2 separate regions of the Mus musculus genome follow, and region 1 is linked to region 2. A link is a contact called in ENCODE Hi-C or POLR2A ChIA-PET data. All regions are on one chromosome and are shown on one strand. The core of a region is the stretch at or near the end of the contact, and the rest is flanking DNA. Distances in the headings are between cores, read along the strand shown.

Evidence for each region. A loop is a pair of places that touch in the nucleus more often than their neighbours do. ChIA-PET counts read pairs that join two places held with the same protein, here RNA polymerase II (POLR2A).
Region 1: a loop to region 2 is called in a map of heart, with 2.3 times the contacts of the local background. The contact joins the promoter of Gipc3 here to the enhancer-like site in region 2. A Hi-C loop is called at or near these places in 1 of 37 maps with a recorded cell type or tissue (heart). POLR2A ChIA-PET finds 5 or more read pairs at or near these places in 1 of 5 experiments (embryonic stem cell).

What each region holds. Positions count from the first base shown.
Region 1 is chr10:81,340,636-81,345,064 of GRCm38, forward strand. It overlaps Gipc3 (GIPC PDZ domain containing family, member 3), which reads right to left and starts at 2,724. Exons shown (of 6, transcript NM_148951.2): 1 at 2,443-2,724; 2 at 856-1,041; 3 at 553-733. The coding sequence starts at 2,622.
Region 2 is chr10:81,243,917-81,248,146 of GRCm38, forward strand. It overlaps Zfr2 (zinc finger RNA binding protein 2), which reads left to right. Exons shown (of 18, transcript NM_001034895.3): 8 at 745-864; 9 at 1,489-1,628; 10 at 2,113-2,245; 11 at 2,674-2,840; 12 at 3,303-3,477. Among named protein-coding and RNA genes, the nearest start is that of Matk, 11 kb to the right of the region's middle. Within about 2 kb of position 1,439, at least 1 of the 3 ENCODE cell types and tissues checked has a DNase peak (open chromatin) inside an H3K27ac peak, as active enhancers do.

The DNA of each region.
Region 1 (4,429 bases), core at 1,474-3,973, 98 kb after region 2:
GAGATAGGGGCGTGGTCAGGCATAGAGCCCCCACCTAGAGTCCCCTATTGATGGGTTGTGGGTGTGGTCAGGGTGGAGCTCCGCCTAGAACTTCTGTGAAGGAGCTGCGGGCGGGCGTGGTGGTGGAGGTTCAGGTCCTCCCCTCCCTTAGGATCCTCCAGTGAAGGGCTTGGGGTGTGGTCAGGGTTGGAGTCCTGGAGGTTTATATTATTCTTTCCCTAAGAGACCCTGCTGAGTGATGTCTGGGGACATGTCTGGCTATCCTCCCCTGAGGAGCTCCTGACAAAGAGTAAGGAACACTGCTCAGCACCCTGAAGAGCCCGGGACACTACACAGAAAGCACCCCAAAACGGTGCGGTGCTCACATCGCCAAGTTTGAATAACTTTTCTAGAAGCAACCCTCCTTTCTCGAAGTCATTGCAAAGCAGGCCCAAGGTCATCTTTGGGTACATATTGAGTTTGATGGCAGCTTGGGCTATGAAAATATGAGTCAGAATACCATTTCCTGCTTCTCATTGCCCTGGGGCAAGCCTGGGGCCCATCAATCCTTACCAAAAGCTCTCCGGGGCTGCACTAGACGCAGGGTGAAGGGCTGAGACTTGGGCAGCTCCCGGAGCATTTTAGCCACCTCGTAGTGCCGGCAGCCCACAATAGAGTGGTCATTGATGGCCTCAATGCTATCCCCCACGCACACAGCCTCAATCCGGTTGATAATGCTGCCTTCCTTGATTCTCTATGGGAAATGACAATCACTCGTGACTAGTCTGCCCGGGGCCACCCTCCCTGGGGTCCCCAGAGTCTTCTTAGGACTCGACAAGGCCATTGATCACCCAGTTCACACACACCCACAGGCACCTTGATGAAGGCGTATCCGGCTCCGTTGTCTGTGATGGTCAGTCCTAGAGCATCCTCCGTTTTGGTGACCTCCACTTCTTTGGTCTCTCCACGCACATGTGCAAAGATGAAGTCTTCCAGCCCAATCTGTCCCCCCAGCAACTTTTGCATGTCCACTTTGTGACTGTTGAGGGTGCAGAATAGGATCTGTTCGGATAAGAGAGGGACCCAGATTGAGCCATGGACAAAAGTCGATTCTGTGCACATCCTTCTGCGGGCGCCCCCTGGAGGCCAGATGCACCCGTGGCCCGCAGGAAACAGCAGCTGCCCCCAGCCTCTAACTGCTCACCGGTGACCAAGTGGGCTGGCAAGACTGTGGGTGTGCTTTAGGTCTGTCTGTTCCTAAGCAGGAACTTAGGAAGCTGAGGCAGAAGGATGACTGAGAGTCTCAGGCTTCCCAAAAATAAAAAATAAAAAAGCCAAGCATCCTGAATCGGGAGTGTAAGCCCAGAAGTCGGGAAGCCAAGGCAAGGGAAATGCTGGAAGTTAGAAGCCAGCTTGGGTTACAGAATGAATTTCAGGCCAGCCTGAGCTACAAAGCGAAATATTATCTTAATTAGACGAACAAGCAATGGAATGAAAACGGACAAGAGGGCTAGAGCTCAGCGGTTAAGAGCACCATCTGCTTTTCTGAAGGTCCTGAGTTCAAATCCCAGCAACCACATGGTGGCTCACAACCATCTGTAACAAGATCTGATGCCCTCTTCTAAAGTGTCTGAGACAGCTACACAGTGTCCTTACGTATAATAAATAACTAAATCTTTAAAAAAAGAAAAGAAAAGAAAATGGACAAGAAGGCTGGAGTCAGGAGGGAGGGAGGGAGTGGGAGGGGCTTGTGGCCAGTCTGCCAAGTCCTGAACCTGTTTGATTCTCAAGGGCTGCATGTGGAAGGAGAGTACTAACCCCTTGCAAACTGTTGCCCAACCTCCACCGTGGTGCCCACTCTGGTGCCCCTACATATAATAAATCAAACCCACACTAAGTGGGTGGCCCACACCTTTAATCCCAGCTCTCTAGAGGCTGCAGCAGGTAGATTTCTGTGAATTTGAAATCAGACTGGTCTACAGAGCTAGTTCCAGACCGGCCAGGGCTACATGATGAGACTGCCTGTCTTAGAAAAACAAAATTAAAAGAAAGAAAACAAACAACTGAAAGGGAATAGTAGAAATAATTGAGTTGAAAAAAATTAAAAGTGATTTTATTTTATATAAGGCCTCATGTAGCTCAGGCTGACCCTCTAGTTTCCTATGTATCTGAGGATGACCAGCTTAACTCTCAATCCTCCTGCCTCCACCTTCCCAGAATCGGAATAACAGACTTTACATCACTACACCTGCTTTATCCTGTGTCGGGGATGGAAACTGGCTTTCCAAACCCTAGGTGACTGCTCTACCCACTGAGCTGATTGCCACCCATTAGCCATTCATGGGCTCCTGACACCTGGGTCGGGTCCTCGGCGGCTATGGGAACCCCACTCCCAGGGTCTGATCCTGTCTTTCGCGTGGAGTGCAGACAGGATCCTGGGTGGTGTCCGCGGTCCACCCTCACCTCGGTAGGAGCGATGCCGAAGGCCTCGGCGATCTTGGCGTAAAGCTCGCGGACATTGGTGAAGCCCTCGATCCTGCCGGTCGGACTGCCGTGCGCCAGCTGCGTGCGGAACACTAGGCGCGGGCGCGCGCGGGCGGGGGGCTCGGTGGCCCCGGGCTCGCGGGGCGCAGCACTGTCCATGGTGCGTGGGGTCCGCCGCGTCCTGAGCCTCCCGCCGGAGGTCCCGCGACAGCGGAGCCGGGCGTAAGCGGATCCGGGAACCCGAGCCGCCCGGGGGAAGGTGAAACCGCCCGCCGGGGCCAGCCGCGCCCTCCCCCGGGACTCGCGAACAACAGGGGGAGGCCCCGGGCTGTGGGTGCTGCGTCCAGTCTTGGCCTCCCGGGGAGCCCCGCCCGTCCTCCCCTTCTCCCTCCTCCGCTCCGCACACAGCCCACCGTCCATGTCAGCGGTCTTCCCGCAGCCCCCGACCCTGTCTGTGAACTCCGTGCCTTGTCCCTCTGTCTATCTGGCCTCGCGTGCCTCCTTCCTTGCCCTACCTCAGGGTCCACCCTGCCTCAGGGCTCTTGCACAAGCTGGGCTCTCCTCTGGGGCTCAGTCCCCAGAGCTCCCAGTGAGTTCCTGCTCACCTGTTTATTTTAAAGACCACCTGCGGCCCCTACCTCCAAATCTCTCCCTTAATAATTTTTGTTTTGTTTTTGAGACAGAATCTCATGTAGCCCAGGTTGGCCTGGAACTCACTATGTACCCAAGGGTGACCCTAACCTCCTCCTGATCCTCTGGCGTCAGACTCCCCAATGATGGAATTAAAGTTGTGTGCACTACCCCTGGAAAAATAATTGTCGATAGCCAGGCAGTGAGAGTGCACACCTTTAGTCCAAGCACTGGGAAGGTAGAGGCAGGTGGCTCTCTGAGTTCAAGGCTAGCCTGGTCTACAGAGCGAGTTCCAGGACAGCTAGGGCTATACAGAGAATCCTCTCTCAACTCAGCCCACTCTCCTGGCAAAAAGAATTTTTGTTAAGAAATGAAGACCAGGGCTGGAGAGATGGCCCAGCGGTTAAGAGCACTGACTGCTCTTCCAGAGGTCCTGAGTTCAATTCCCAGCAATCGCATGGTGGCTCACAACCATCTGTAATGAGATCTGACGCCCTCTTCTGGTGTGTTTCTCTGAAGAGAGCAACAGTGTACTCACATATGTAAAATAAATAAATAAATAAATAAATAAATAAATAAATCTAGAAAGAAAGAAAGAAAGAAAGAAAGAAAGAAAGAAAGAAAGAAAGAAAGAAAGAAAGAAAGAAAGAAAGAAAGGAAGGAAGGATGACCAAACCACTATAAAATGCTACTTTTTCAGGGATCCCCAGGTATGTGGTGGGTGAAGTGGGGTGTGCAGGGGTCAATGAACATCTGAGGCTGTTTGTGTCTTCTAGATTCCCACGACAGAGTGTCACAACGTAGGTGACTTAAAAGAGGACCAACAACGGAAACTGGAGGGATGGTTCAGTGGTTAAAAGCACTGGCCAGTAACTCACCTCCAACTATAATTGGATCTGATGCCCTCTTCTGGCATGCAGGTGTACATACAGAGAGAGTATTCAGAGAGAGAGAGAGATCTGGGCATAAGGACACCCCTACCTGGGGACGTGGAGGATCAAGGTCATCCTTGACACACAGTGAATTCCAGGCTAGCCTTGGCTACATGAGACATTGTCACAAAACAAAACTCAGATGAACTTAATCCTTCCTCAGTTGATAAGTGGAGGTGCTCCCCTCTCTCCCGGGGCTGTGGGAGGCTGTCTTCGACTCTGGCAGTCCTTGACTGGCCTTGGCCCACAGGCCTGTTGTGCAGTTTCTGCCTCTGTTGTCACTAAGCCCGCTCCTAGGCCTGTGTTAACTTTCCTGTTCTCAAAATGATACTCGCTGCTGGCATAGTGCCCACTCTACCCCAACATGACCTCACTCAAGTTAATCTCACTGTTTTCCTCCTGAT
Region 2 (4,230 bases), core at 189-2,688:
GAAGCAGGACCAGGGGGTGGGAAAGCTCACTCAGGGCACCAAGGCCCTCCTGTCCCACCCTACTTGGCCTGAGGGCCCACTGTTCCAGTTTGGCACCAGAGAGCCAAGCTCTGTCTACCTCAGATGGCTTCATACCTTGGCCGGCTTTGCCTGGGAGAGTCAAACTGGACCTGCCTACCCTAAGTCCTGGTTTATGAATGCCAGCCCGAGGGTCCTTGGGCAGTACTTACTGTGCCTGCACCAGGGTGGCTGGCTGCTGCACAAACACCCAGGGTAGGGAGTCGCCACTCATAAGCTCTCTATTCACAGCTGGCTCCATGGCCACTGCCCCAGCAACACAGGGATGGTACTTCCATTGGTGTGTGCAGGTGACCCCTGTGTGGGTGTGTGCAGAAGATAGGTGGCGGTCCCCTAGCCATGTCTTTTTGTCCCTTGCACTTTGTCTAGGGCAGTGCTCACCAGCTAGAGCCAGCTGCGGTGGCCTGCTACTTGGTCATGGGGACAAAGAGAGTTCCTGGTAGCATACAAGGTGTCGGGTGGCTCTTTGCCCCTGGGGTGGGGTTGAGAGGCTGAAGGGACAGGTCAGGGGCATTCCCTGTGCTTTCAAAGCCACTTCTCTGGGATGACACACCCCTGCTAGTGCCATGGGGAGGCTCGTTGTCCTGGGTGTCTTGCTGTCCAGCACCCTCCAGGTCATCAGGGCTGGCCGGCAGGAAGCCGAGTCACGTTCGTGTCCTGTCCTAGGTGTGTAGTGATGAGGGGAAGGTGATCCGCTTCCGATGCAAGCTCTGCGAATGCAGCTTCAATGACCGGAACGCCAGAGACATGCACCTGACTGGACGCCGGCACCGTCTGCAGTACAGAGTGTGTCCAGCAGGGGTGCCAGAGGCCGGCCAGGGCTACCAGTGTGGGGGAAGCGGCTGGTGAAGAGAGGAACAGGAAGAAAGGCTTGAGAGGGGATACAGAGGGCTGCATGGATAGGTGGGGAGTGAGGCGTGTGTATAGAGATAGGTGGGTGAGCGGGCAGACATTATTCGTAGCTTTGCTACTCACTGGAAGGAGTTTCCCCCTCTGGTCCTGCCAGAGACCCTGCAGATGCACAAAGCCACCGACACTCAGGAGCCCACCCTGCTTTGTGTTTGGTTGCTGACCCTCCTTACTGGCTGAGTGTTTTGGTGGCTGTCCTTGGGGAACAACACTCATGACCCCGCCTGGTGCTTGGGCCCCTGCACTCTGAATGAACATGAGTGGCCTACAACCTAGACAGTCTTGGTCATGTAAAGCCACCCCCAGAGCCTGGGCAGGACATTTCCCCAAAGTGACCCATTTTGACTGCTGTGGGCTACATGCAGCCTGCTGTCCCCTCAGCCCACTTCTCCCTACTGCCACTGTGGTGGGGCCCATGAATCTGTAAGAACAGCGGGTGTTAATTGGGGCTTCTCTCTGCCCACGAGCTGGCTGCCCATCTGGCTGGCTTTACCTTTGCAGAAGAAAGTGGATCCTACACTTCCAGTAGCTGCCCGGCCCAGCGGCCCCATTCAGAGGGTGCTGGCCAAGAGGCTACAGAGGCACTGGCAGCAGGTACAGACACAGCTGGAGGATACACGGCGCTGGGACTCTGAGCTAAGGTGACCATGGTGTTCCCTCCTGGCCTCCTCACACCCTTCTTCAACATCTGACATTCCCTACCGTCTCTGTATCCCGTGACCTCTAATGCTACCATGTCCCCTGTCCTCTGATGTCCTCATGTCCCCAACCTCTGATATCCCCATGTTCCTGATGTCCCCATGTCCCCTGACATCTGATACCATGCCTCTGATATTCCCATGTCCCCTGACCTCTGATGCCCCATGACCCCTGACCTCTGATGTCCCCATGTCCCCTGATCTCTGATGTCCCCATGTTCCTGATGTCCCCGTGTCCCCTGACCTCTGATGCCCCATGATCCCTGACCTCTGATATTCCCATGTCCCCTGATTTCTGATGCCCCCATGACCCCTGACCTCTGATATTCCCATGTCCCCTGACCTCTGATGCCCTCATGACCCCTTAACTCTGATGTTCCCAGGCCTCTGGCATCCAGAGCCCCGTGTCCCTATCTGGTCCCCACAGGCAGCAAGAAGAACACAGCAGGCAGCCTGAGGAGACTCCACAGCCCCAGGTTGAGGAGCAGCTACCAGGGCTTCCTGCATGGGCATTGCCAGCTCCCACCACCAGACCAGGGATGGCCACTGCACGGCGCCAGGTGGGTGCTGTTGTAACATGTAGGACACCCAGTCCCCATCAGGCCTTGGGACCCCCTCAGAGGGCAGAGGACCCTGAGACTACCCAGTGCTGTGGGTCCAGCATAGCATGTCTGTCTCACACTGTGGCTCCCTGCAGCCTTCAAGAAGTGTCTGTCCTCATAGGCTGAGCAGGGACCTAAGGCTGGCCTCTCGCTTGAGGAGGACACACACTGTATGGCTCTTAGCCTCTGGCCTGGAAATGGAAAAATGTGCCACAGGAGAGCCCCCCCCCAGACCCAAATCCCCTGCACGTGTTTCCCTATGGGGGCTGCTCAGCCAATGGCCAGCCAATGCTCCCTAGAGCCTGTCTGGCCCTTCAGCACTCTCCGAAGTCCTGCCGGGATGTCTTGTCCCAGCCCACCCCTGATGAGGGTAGCTCTCCCCACAGTCAGGGCGTCGGCCGGAGAGCAGCGACGACCGTCATGTCATGTGTAAGCATGCCTCCATCTACCCCACGGAAGAAGAGCTGCAGGCCATCCAGACAGCTGTGTCCCACACAGAACGAGCACTCAGACTGGTGTCAGACACCCTGGCGGAAGAGAGCAGCCAGCACGGGTTAGTGCCTCAGGGCTCTGTCCTACTGGTTTGTCTCAAATTCCTCTGCCAGACTTGTGACAAAGTCCCTCTTACCCTATTTCCCTGTGTGTTGGGTTTGGTAATCCCAGTACTCAGGAAGCTGAAACAGGAGGATCACTGTGAGGGAGGTTAACCTGGGCTGGACAGTAAGCCCTTGCTTCAGATATAGAGATGATACACAGGTAAATAGATAGATAGATAGACAGACAGACAGAGAGATAGGTCAACCACACATAAATAGCTGGATAGACTGTAAGTAGGTGTCTGGCCTCTCAAGGATCAGGTTGCTTGTGTGGGCTGCAGGATGGGTATGGGGGTGGCAGCAGTGTGTTTCATTTCCCATCTGTGTCCCCTGTAGAGGGGCCAGGTCCCTGGAACTCAGGACCTGGGAGCCTATGCTGTCCCTCCCTCCTGACACATTCTGCCTCTTTGTCTCCGTAGCACCCTGGCGTCCCCACCACCGAGGATGCTGAAGGGTGTGGTGCGGGTTGGCATTCTGGCCAAGGGCCTTGTCCTCCGTGGGGACCACAGTGTACAGCTGACCCTGCTCTGCTCCAAGAAGCCCACGCACTCCCTGCTGCAGAGGATCAAGCAGGAGCTGCCCCGAGAGCTGTCTGTAAGAGCAAGGCCAGGACAGGGTCTGCAGTTAGAGGACAGAGAGGCCCCGCAGGGCTGGGAGCTGGCTCCATCACCTCCCACATAGGCGCTGGGATCTGAGTTCGAACCTCAAGAAACTGTGTAAAAGCCAGTCGTAGGCCAGGTGTGGAGGTTCATGTCTGCAATCCCAGCCCTTGGGAGGCAGGATCCCAGAGGCAGCCTGGCCAAGCAGGGAGCTGGGTACCTGTTGGAGACCCTGCTTTAAAAAGTGAGGTGAAAGTCAACTGAGAAACAGTCTGACTTCAGTCTCTGGCCCTGGCACACACAAAAGAAAGGGATCAGGTGTGCACCTCTCCTCCTGGAACTGAGACAGAGAATGGCATGTTCTGGCCAGGGCTCCTGCTGTGGCTTAGTGGTGAGCACTCTCACATGTGGGGCTCTGGGTCTGTTCCCAGCACTGGTGCATGGCAGCAATGTCTTTCATTTCCCATCTGTGTCCCCTGTAGAGGGCTGGGTGTCTGGAACTCAGGAGTGTGGAGTGTGGCAACCTAGAGGCCTTTGCTGTCCCTCCCTCCTGACATGTTCTGTGTGTGCACAGGTAGCGCTAACACACACACACACACACACACACACACTTCCTAGACTTTGTACTCACAGGTGTCAGAGGTAGCGTAACAGTTTTAGTTTCCTTTTGTCTGACACAGCATTTGTGCAAAGAGCCACTTGTTTTTCCTTTTCTGTCTGATATTTTGTTCATGACCACTTGTTTTTC